Regions from separate parts of the Homo sapiens genome. Here region 2 is linked to region 1. Evidence: read pairs that join two places in POLR2A ChIA-PET (ENCODE). Cell type or tissue: Panc1. All regions are shown on one strand. Region 1 holds the start of LOC107985301 (a long non-coding RNA gene). Region 2 overlaps ZNF573 (zinc finger protein 573).

Evidence for each region. Peaks named below come from ENCODE experiments on the same cell type or tissue, not always from the same donor. Only the 100,000 strongest peaks of a DNase experiment are listed, where the experiment ranks them.
Region 2: POLR2A ChIA-PET joins it to region 1 with 10 read pairs; 2 of 35 experiments call an interaction of 5 or more read pairs at or near these places.

What each region holds. Positions count from the first base shown.
Region 1 is chr19:37,892,668-37,897,667 of GRCh38, reverse strand. It overlaps WDR87 (WD repeat domain 87), which reads left to right. Exons shown (of 6, transcript NM_001291088.2): 3 at 1,360-1,530; 4 at 2,212-5,000. LOC105372395 (a long non-coding RNA gene) reads right to left here. Exons shown (of 5, transcript XR_935962.3): 5 at 995-1,028. LOC107985301 (a long non-coding RNA gene) reads right to left here and starts at 840. Exons shown (of 3, transcript XR_001753935.2): 1 at 813-840. In Panc1, no CTCF peak of the experiment used is centred here; no DNase peak of the experiment used is centred here; H3K27me3 peaks cover 362 bases.
Region 2 is chr19:37,739,942-37,744,941 of GRCh38, reverse strand. It overlaps ZNF573 (zinc finger protein 573), which reads left to right. Exons shown (of 5, transcript NM_001172690.2): 5 at 4,748-5,000. Among named protein-coding and RNA genes, the nearest start is that of ZNF607, 23 kb to the right of the region's middle. In Panc1, no CTCF peak of the experiment used is centred here; no DNase peak of the experiment used is centred here.

The sequences.
Region 1 (5,000 bases):
AAGTAATCTGCCCACCTCGGCCTCCCAAAGTGCTGGGATCACAGGCATGAGCCACTGTGCCTGGCTGAGAGATTTTTTAAAACAGGGGAGGAGGCACCAGAGAAAACAGTTGCCAAGCTCAGTTTTGCTATGGTTGGCTCTGCATACAAGGATCCCAGGGCCAGGCGTGGTGGCTTATGCCTGTAATGTCAGCACTTTGCCAGGGCGAGGTAGGCAGATCACCTGAGCTCGGGAGTTCAAGACCACACTGGGCAACATGGTGAAATCCCGTCTCTACTAAAAATACAAAGTATTAGCCGGGTGTGGTAGCCCGTGCCTGTAGTTTCAGCTACTCGGGAGGCTGAGGCAGGAGAATCACTTGGAACCCAGGAGGCAAAGGTTGCAATGAGCCGAAATCAGGCCACTGCACTGCAGCATGGGGCCACAGAGTGAGATCTTGTCTCAAAAAAAAAAAAAAAAAAAACAGGATCCCAGATGCATGTTTCATAGCACATGGTCTATCACCATGGGATAATATATATATTGTATAAATGCTTGTCCTCTGTCAAATTTAAAGGCCAGATAGGGTGTCCCAAGAGTCTCACTTAGTGCAGCTTTAAGCTTCAGTAACTTAGAGCTGCACTGACTTTGGGAGATTCCGCTATATTCCATGTGTGCGTAAGGTGATGTACTTGCCTGACTATTCTGTTAAATATTGTGTCTTTTATGGTACATGTACCTTCTACACACAAGCGAGAATGTTAGAGGGGGCTGGACTCAGTAGCTCATGCCTGTAATCCCAGCACTTTGGGAGGCCGAGGCGGGCGGATTACCTGAGGTCTGGAGTTCAAGACCAGCGTGGCCAACATGGTGAAACTCCATCTCCACTAAAAATACAAAAAATTAGCAGGGCCTGGTGGCATGTGCCTGTAGTCCCAGCTACTTGAGAGGCTGAAGCAGGAGAATCGCTTGAACCTGGGAGGTAGAGGTTGCAGTGAGCTGAGATCACGCTACTGCATTCCAGCCTGGGCAACAGAAAGAGACTCCATCTAAAAAACAAAACAAAAAAAAGAATGTTAGAGGGCAGGCATGGCTAACTTCATGTTGAAAAGAACATCATTTTTCCCTGTGTTCACACTATGAAATTTGCACACAGAGACTCTGCAGGGTTGTGTTCCCTCATGCATTGGGGGATTTGTTACATGCTTGTGAAGTATAGCTGTGCCACAGGTGATAAGTTATGCACGTGTGAGTGTAACAGGAGTAGGTCCTTCGGGTGGGAAGCATGACTTTGGGAACTGCTCCAACTGTGACTTGTGCGAGAATATATTTAGTGCCTCTGTGCCCTGGCCTCTTAGTTTATGCCACGCCTCTCTCCAGCAACCTTCGGAAGACCCAAAGAACTGCCTGATTGTGCTGAGTGACCGGTCCCAGGTACTGTTCAAAGAGTCTCGCTATCCTCAAAATATGCCGTGTGTATGCTATTACTTCAGTGATGCCCACTTCTTCGCCTCCCTCTCTTGGGTGACATCAAACACAAAAGAAATACAAGTAAGACTGCCTTTCTTACCCTTCTTGGCCCATTCTCCAAGAGCCATGCCCATATAACTGTTAGCCCAGATTGACAAAGGAGGATATTCCCCATGGATGAATGTGGTCTGGAACCAGAAATCTCTCCTCATCCTTTCTCCAATTATAGTCCCCATGTTGAGTAGGTTGTATGGTTCCCCCGAAGTAAACCAAGGTTAGGAAAAGGGTCCTAGGATTCCTGCCTCTACCGTATTTCCAATTCCCATCACCAAGGGATAAAATCACTTGAGTCCTCCAATTCCTCCTTAACATAAAACATGGGGAAATAAGGGAATATTCTGCCCTACCATCAGCTCTAGGCAGTTTCATCTTTTTTTTTTTTTTTTTTTTTTGAGACAGAGTCTCGCTCTGTCACGCAGGCTGGAGTGCAGTGGCGCAATCTTGGCTCACTGCAGCCTTTGCCTCCCAAATTCAAGCGATTCTCCTGCCTCAGCCTCTCGAGTAGCTGGGATTACAGGCACCGACACCACACCCAGCTAATTTTTGTATTTTTAGTAGAGATGGGGTTTCACCATGTTGGCCAGGCTGCTCTCGAACTCCTGACCTCAGGTGATCCACCCGCCTCGGCCTCCCAAAGTGCTGGGATTACAGGCATGAACCACCTCACCCGGCCTAGGCAGTTTCCTTCTTATTCTCTTCTAGGCTGTAGCATGGATGAAGAGCAAAACTGAGGACATGGTTGAGAAAAGAACATTCTCCATGACTGAACGATTGCCACCCATCCAGTCCATGGTCCATGCAGGCTCCTTTCATATCCTCGTGGTCTACTGTGGTGACCTGATCCTGCGACTCTTTGGGGACCACTTTCGGGCATTCAAACCCCTGGGTAAAGTGCCCTGCCGCTTCAACATCAGCTGCCTCTGCTATGACCCGGAAATGAAGATGCTTCTGTCTGGCATCCTGGGGGCAGTGGTGACCTGGGTCATTGAGCTAGGTGGCACGGGCCTCCAAATAGCCCACATGGTCTCCATGCCAGGTGATGAGCTTGTCCAGGACATCGTGCTGAATGGTCCCAGTGGCTCCCTCCTGGCCCTGTGTGAGACGGTGGTGAGGGTCCTTATGCACCAGGGCAAGGGCCAGCTGGGAGAGGTAAAGAGGTTCACGTCCACCAGCAGCGGCTCCTCCATCACCTGCTGCTTCACCTGTTTTGATCAGGGCTTTCTCTATGCTGGAAACCAAGCTGGGGAAATCCAAGTTTGGAGCCTCCAGCAGGGCCATCCACTCCACAGTTTCCAGGCCCATCAATCAGGAGTGATCTGTATCCGCAGCCGACCAGAGGCCCACACCCTGCTAACAGCTGGTAGTGACAGCCTAATCAAGGAGTGGAACCTGACTTCAGGGAGCCTGCTTCGGCGGCTAGAGCTTGGTGAGGAGCTATACCGGCTCCAGTTTATTGACAGCATTACTTTCTTCTGCCAAACTGCCCATAGTTTTTCCTTGCACCGCCTGCCCTGCTTCTACAGCCTCTTCAATGTCTGTGGCTCTGCTCCCCAGCAGTTGCGTCGGGTCTGCTGTGGAAATAACTGGTTCCGGATCCTGTGTACCACTGAGGATGGCTTGTTGCGCTTTGTGTCCCCAGTAACAGGGGACCTTCTGGTTATCACCTGGCCCTTCTCAATCCTGGACCAGGCTGTGGATTGGGCCTACGACCCAGGTAAAGAGGAGCTCTTTGTAGCAACAGGCAGCTCAGAGGTTCTGGTATTTGACACAACCCGCTGCCCTTGCCCAGCCAAGTATCTCTTAGGCACCTCACCAAATTCTCAGGACTTTGTACAATGCCTGGCTTATGGGCATTTCAACTTGGGGCGGGGTCTAGAGGGACTGATATTCTCTGGGCACCAGAGTGGTGTGATAAGAGTGCTCTCCCAGCACAGCTGTGCTCGATTAGAAAAATTCATGCACTTTGGCGCTGTACTGGCACTCTCCACGCTGTCTGGAGGGATTTTTGGTGGCCAAGGAAACTCTCTGCTCTGTTCCTATGGAATGGATGACTATGTGCACCTGTCAGAAGCTGTGCTTGATGGGGTCAAAGTACAACTGCGGCCTCTCGCCAGCATTCTCAGCAGCTGTCACCTAACACATCTGATACTCTTGCCCAAGTCTGTGGGTGCCATCACAGAGACAAACTGCCTGCGTCTCTGGAAGTTCCATGATTTTCTGTCCTCTGGGTCACAGAATGGCTTGAAATTCATAGAAACACTGCCTCTGCACCTGTGTGCCATCACATCCTTTGATGTCTGCCTCTCCTTGAGTCTTTTTGTCACAGGTTCTGCCGATGGCTCTGTTCGGATCTGGGACTTCCATGGCAGACTCATAGGCATTCTGGACTCATCACTGCACTTTGGCCCAGTCTGTTTTGCAAATGACCGGGGTGACCTGCTTGTGACTTTTAACCAGAGTCTTTACCTAGTGTCCTGTTTAAAATTGCTTCCCCCAGCCCTGCTGACTCGCCTTTCCTTTATGAGCATATCAGATGAAGTACTGGAAGTCCCTAAGCCTTTCATACCAAGCTTCTTCTTCTCCTTTGAGACCATGTTTGTGCCCAAGTACATCTACCCTGGACAAGCGCAACAGAAATTAGTGGGTCTGGAGAAACTTGTCAACAACCGGGCCATTGCCTTTGACCATTCTGTGCCACATGTGATAGAAGAAGATGAGGAAGGGAGCCCAGTGTTACTGCGTTCCTCCATGCATTATTCTTTGCAGGACATGGAAGATTGGATGCAGGTGAGCAAACGTTACCAATGCCATTATGTGCTTCCTCCCCAGCTACAACTGACTAGCTGGGATGGACTCAACCCCTATCAGATATTGCGATACTACTTTGGTCATGGGCGGGAATGGCTTTTTGCCCCTGACTGCTATATCCCCAATTCAGTGATTCGTGCCCGTCTTTGGCCAGAGGGCACCCCAATATACCTACAGTGCAACCTGCATGCACCCCAGCGGGAGCTGGAATGGGACAGGTCTCAAGAATTCTTTTTCTGGCACAGCAGGGTAAGAGCTATAAGTAATACAGAATATCCAAAGAATAAGGAGGAGGATGAACACTTCCTAGAAATGAGACTTTCCAAGGATGTAACCTACAGTGTCCTTACAGATGGAGCAAACCGAAGTTGGCTGGGAAGAAAGATGAGTGAAATAACCATTAATAGCATGATTGAGACAATGCTCAATATTATGGTCCATGCTTCCTTGCTGAAGTACCAGTGCTGTGTTGGTGCACTAGGGCAAATCTTTGCCTCTTACCAGGTGTCCCCAGCCCTACGCTCTGAGACAGCCCGTCGGCTACTGAATGATACAACCAATTCCAACCCGCTGATCCGAGAACTAGCTTGGGAAGGGCTGAAGCGTCTAGGAATGATTACTCATCTTTTTGCCATGCCTCTGGCTCAAGGATTAATGGACAAGGATGAAAGAGTGAGGATCAA
Region 2 (5,000 bases), 150 kb after region 1:
GGCGTGGTGGCGGGTGCCTGTAGTCCCAGCTACTCGGGAGGCTGAGGCAGGAGAATGGCATGAACCTGGGAGGCAGAGCTTGGAGTGAGCCGAGATCGCACCACTGCACTCCAACCTAGGAGACAGAGCGAGATGCCATCTCAAAAAAAAAAGTGTTTTCTTTTTCTTTTTTCTTTTTTTTTTTCTTTTTTTTTTTTTTTTGAGATAGGGTCTTGCTCTGTTGCCTGGGCTGGAGTGCAGTGGCGTGAACACAGCTCACTGCAGCTTTGGCCGCCTAGGCTCTAGAAATTCTCCCACCTTGCCCTCCCGAATATCTGGGACCACAAGTGCATGCCACCATGCCCAGCCAAGTTTTTAATTTTTTTTTGTAAAGAAGAGGTCTTATTGTGTTGCCCAGGCTGGTCTTGAACTCCTGGGCTTGAGTGATCCTCCTGCTTCGGCTTCCCAAAGTGCTGGGATTATAGGCGTGAGCCACCACTCCAGTCCCTGACTCTGTTTTTGATGTTTAACTGCTGATGACTCCTCTTTTTTTTTCCCCTTCTGTCTACTTCTGGGCCAGCTGGTAAAAAACCTAGGTGCTCCCTCCTTCTCATTCAAACCATGTGAACCCCATGCCATGAGCAGGAACACTCAGCCCAGCACCACACCCTAACCACCATGCAAACTCCAAGCCAGCCTCCTTTTCCTAATCTCTCAAGTTGTTTTATGACCTGCTTGGGAGCTGCTCTGCTCTCTAGAAAGCCTCATGATGAGAGTTATAAACCCTTTCATACCTTTTTGGTGTATCTGTGTGACATCAGTAGTCTTTTTTTTTTCCTTTCTTCTAAAAAAAAAACAGGATACATGGATACATGTGCAGAACATGCAGGTTTGTTACATAGGTATACGTGTGCCGTGGTGGTTTGCTGCATCTTTTGACCTGTCCTCTAAGTTCCCTCCCCTCACCTCCCAGCCCCCAACAGGCCCTGGTGTGTTATTCCCTTCTCTGTGTCCATGAGTTCTCATTGTTCAACTCCCACTTATGAGTGAGAACATGTGGTATTTGGTTTTCTGTTCCTGTGTTAGTTTGCTGAGAATGATGGCCTCCAGCTTCATGCATGTCCCTGCAAAGGACAAGATCTCATTTCTTTTTATGGCTGCATAGTATTCCATGGTGTATATGTACCACATTTTCTTTATCCAGTCTATCATTGATGGGCATTTGGGTTGGCTCCAAGTCTTTGCTATTGTAAATAGTGCTGCAGTAAACGTACATGCACATGTGTCTTTCTAGTAGAATGATTTATATTTCTTTGGGTATATACCCAGTAGTGGGATTGCTGGGTCAAATGTATTTCTGGTTCTAGATCCTTGAGGAATTGCCATACTGTCTTCCACAGTGGTTGAACTAATTTACATTCCCACCAACAGTATAAAAGTATTCCTATTTCTCCACAGCCTCACCAGCATCTATTGTTTCCTGACTTTTTAATAATCGCCATTCTAACTGGTGTGAGATGGTATCTCATTGTGGTTTTGATTTGCATTTCTCTGATGATCTCTGATGATGATGTTGAGCTTTTCTTCATATGTTTGTTGGCCTCATAAATGTCTTCTTCTTCTTCTTTTTTTTTTTTTTTTTTGAGATGGATTCTCACTCTGTCACCCAGGCTGGAGTGCAGTGGCTTGATCTCGGCTCACTGCAACCTCTACCTCCCGCGTTCAAGTGATTCTCCTGCCTCAGCCTCCCGAGTAGCTGGGATTACAGGCACCTGCCACCATGCCTGGCTAATTTTTTTTGTGCTTTTAGTAGAGATGGGGTTTCACCATGTTGGCCAGGCTGGTCTTGAATTCCTGACCTCGTGATCCACCCGCCTTGGCCTCCCAAAGTGCTGGGATTACAGGCATGAGCCACCGCAGCCAAATGTCTTCTTTTGAGAAGTGTCTGTTCATATCCCTTGCCCACTTTTTGATGTGTTGTTTGGTTTTTACTTGTAAATTTGTTTAAGTTCCTTGTAAATTCTGGATGTTAGACCTTTGTCAGATGGGTAGGTTTCTCCCATTCTGTAGGTTGCCTGTTCACTCTGATGATAGTTTCTTTTCCTGTGCAGAAGGTCTTTGGTTTAATTAGATCCCATTTGTCAATTTTGGCTTTTGCTGCAATGGTTTTTGTCATTTTTGTCATGAAATCTTTGCCCATGCCTATGTCCTGAATGGCATTGCCTAGGTTTTCTTCTAGGGTTTTTATGGTTTTGGGTTTTACAGTTAAGTCTTTAATCCATCTTGAGTTGATTGTTACATAAGGTGTAAGGAAGGGGTCTAGTTTTAGTTTTCTGCATATGGCTACCCAGTTTTCCCAGCACCATTTACTGAGTAGGAGATCCTTTCCCCATTGCTTGTTTGTGGCAGGTTTGTTGAAGATCAGATGGTTGTAGATGTGTGGTGTTATTTCTGAGGTCTCTTTTCTGCTCCATTGGTTTATATGTCTGTTTTGGTACCAGTACCATGCTGTTTTGGTTACTGTAGCCTTGTAGTATAGTTTGAAGTCAGGTAGCATGATGCCTCCAGCTTTGTTCTTTTTGCTTAGGATTGTCTTGGCTGTACGGGGTCTTCTTTGATTCCATATAAAATTTAAAACAGTTTTTTTCTAATTCTGTGAAGAATGTCAATGGTAATTTGATGGGAATAGCATTGAATCTATAATTTACTTTGGGTAGTATGGCCATTTTCATGATATTGATTCTTCCTATCCATTAGGATGGAATCTTTTTCCATTTATTTGTGTCCTCTCTTATTTCCTTGAGCAGTGGTTTATAGTTCTCCTTGAAGAGGTCCTTCACATCCCTTGTTAGCTGTATTCCTACGTATTTCATTCTCTTTGTAGCGATTATGAATGGGAGTTCATTCATGATTTGGCTCTCTGCTTGTCTATTGTTGGTGTAAAGGAATGCTTGTGATTTTTTCACATTGATTTTGTACCCTGAGACTTGGCTGAAGTTGCTTATCAGTTTAAGGAGTTTTTGGCCTGAGATGATGGGGTTTTCTAAATATAAAATCATGTCATCTGCAAACAGAGACAACTTGACTTCCTCTCTTCCTGTTTGAATACTTTTATTTCTTTCTCTTGCCTGATTGCCCTGGCCAGAACTTCCAGTACTGTGTTGAATAAGAGTGGTGAGAGAGGGCATCCTTGTCTTGTACTGGTTTTCAAAGGGAATGCTTCCAGCTTTTGCCCATTCAATATGATATCAGCTGTGGGTTTGTCATAAATAGCTATTATTGAGATATGTTCCATCAATACCTAGTTTATTGAGAGTTTTTGACATGAAGGGATGTTGAATTTTATCAAAGGCCTTTTCTGTATCTATTGAGATAATCATGTGGTTTTTGTCTTTGGTCCGGTTTATGTGATAGATTATGTTTATCGATTTGCGTATGTTGAACCAGCCTTGCATCCCAGGGATGAAGCCAACTTGATCACGGTGGATAAGCAACACAGTGAGACCCTGTCTCTACACATAATTTTAAAATTAGCCAGGTGTGGTGTTGTGCATCTGTAGTCCCAGTTACTTGAGAGGCTGAGGTGGGAAAATCGCTTGAGCTGGAAGAGTACAAGGCTGCAGTGAACTATGATTGGGCTATTGTACTTCAGCCTGAGTGACAGAGCAAGACTCTGTCTTGATGATTGATTGATAGCTAGATGGATGGATAGATAGATAAACAGACAGATAAAGATAGAGAGACAGACAGAGTTAGCAGGTACTGCCTTTCTAAAGAAAGAACATTTACTCTGAAACATAAAGGATGAGAAGGATTCAGCCTACAAAATGTCTAAGTCCAAGGACTCTTGAGCAGTTAAACGGTCTGTGGAAAGCATTAAGTGTTGGGGGAAGTTGTACAGTTGGCCCTTTGTATCTATGGGTTCTGCACTCATGGATTCAACCATCTTCAGATCAAACATATATTTTTAAATTGTGAGGGTACTGACCACATACAGGCTTTTTTCTTGCCATTATTTTCGAAGCAACAGTAGAACAGCTATTCACATAGCATTTACATTGTATTGGGTATTGTAAGTAATCCAGAGATGATTTAAAGTATACAGGAAGATGTTTATAGGTTATGTGCAAATACTATGCCATTTTATATCAGGGACTTAAGGCGTCGGTATCTGGGTTGGGTTTTGGTATCTGCAGGAGGTCCTGGAACTGATCCTCCACAGATACCAAGGGGCAATTGTACTATATTCCAGGTGTTGAAAAGAGGGACTATGATAGAGAATAGGAAGCAAAGAGCTGATGTTTTGACATGAGACCTCCTAGGTAAGCAGCAGTCCTTGGAAAGGGATTTGTATTTTATTTTAAGAACAGTGAAAAATCACTCGAGAAACTTAAAGGATGTATTCTTAAACACTGACCTGCATCTAAATCAGTGATAGGTTCAAAATAAAGATGTCAAGGTTTCTCTCCTCTCAGTTTTAATTCACTTGGTCTTTGACGGTGCCAATATAGCAGATTTGGAACAAGCTTGTCAAAGATTCTGGCCCCACCTAAATGTTACCTATGTCCTCAATCAGTAATTTCACTATCTTACGTAAACTCTCATACGTCTCTGAACTCTTTTTGGCCTTTTTCAAATTTCGTAACCATATTTTTGAATTCTATATGCCATTCACTTATTATGAATGTTGGTTTTTCTTTGTTGCATAAAGTTTCTTGTTCTCTGGTATAGAAATACAAATTTTTTTTGTTGTCCTCTTTTGTTTCAGATTTGGATTTACAGTGTGAGATAATCAGCTACATAGAAGTACCCACTTATGAAACAGATATATCCTCTACACAACTTCAGAGCATATATAAGAGAGAGAAACTCTATGAATGTAAGAAATGTCAGAAGAAATTTAGTAGTGGTTATCAACTTATTCTACATCACAGGTTTCATGTCATTGAGAGACCCTATGAATGCAAAGAGTGTGGGAAGAACTTTCGTAGTGGCTATCAACTTACTCTACATCAAAGATT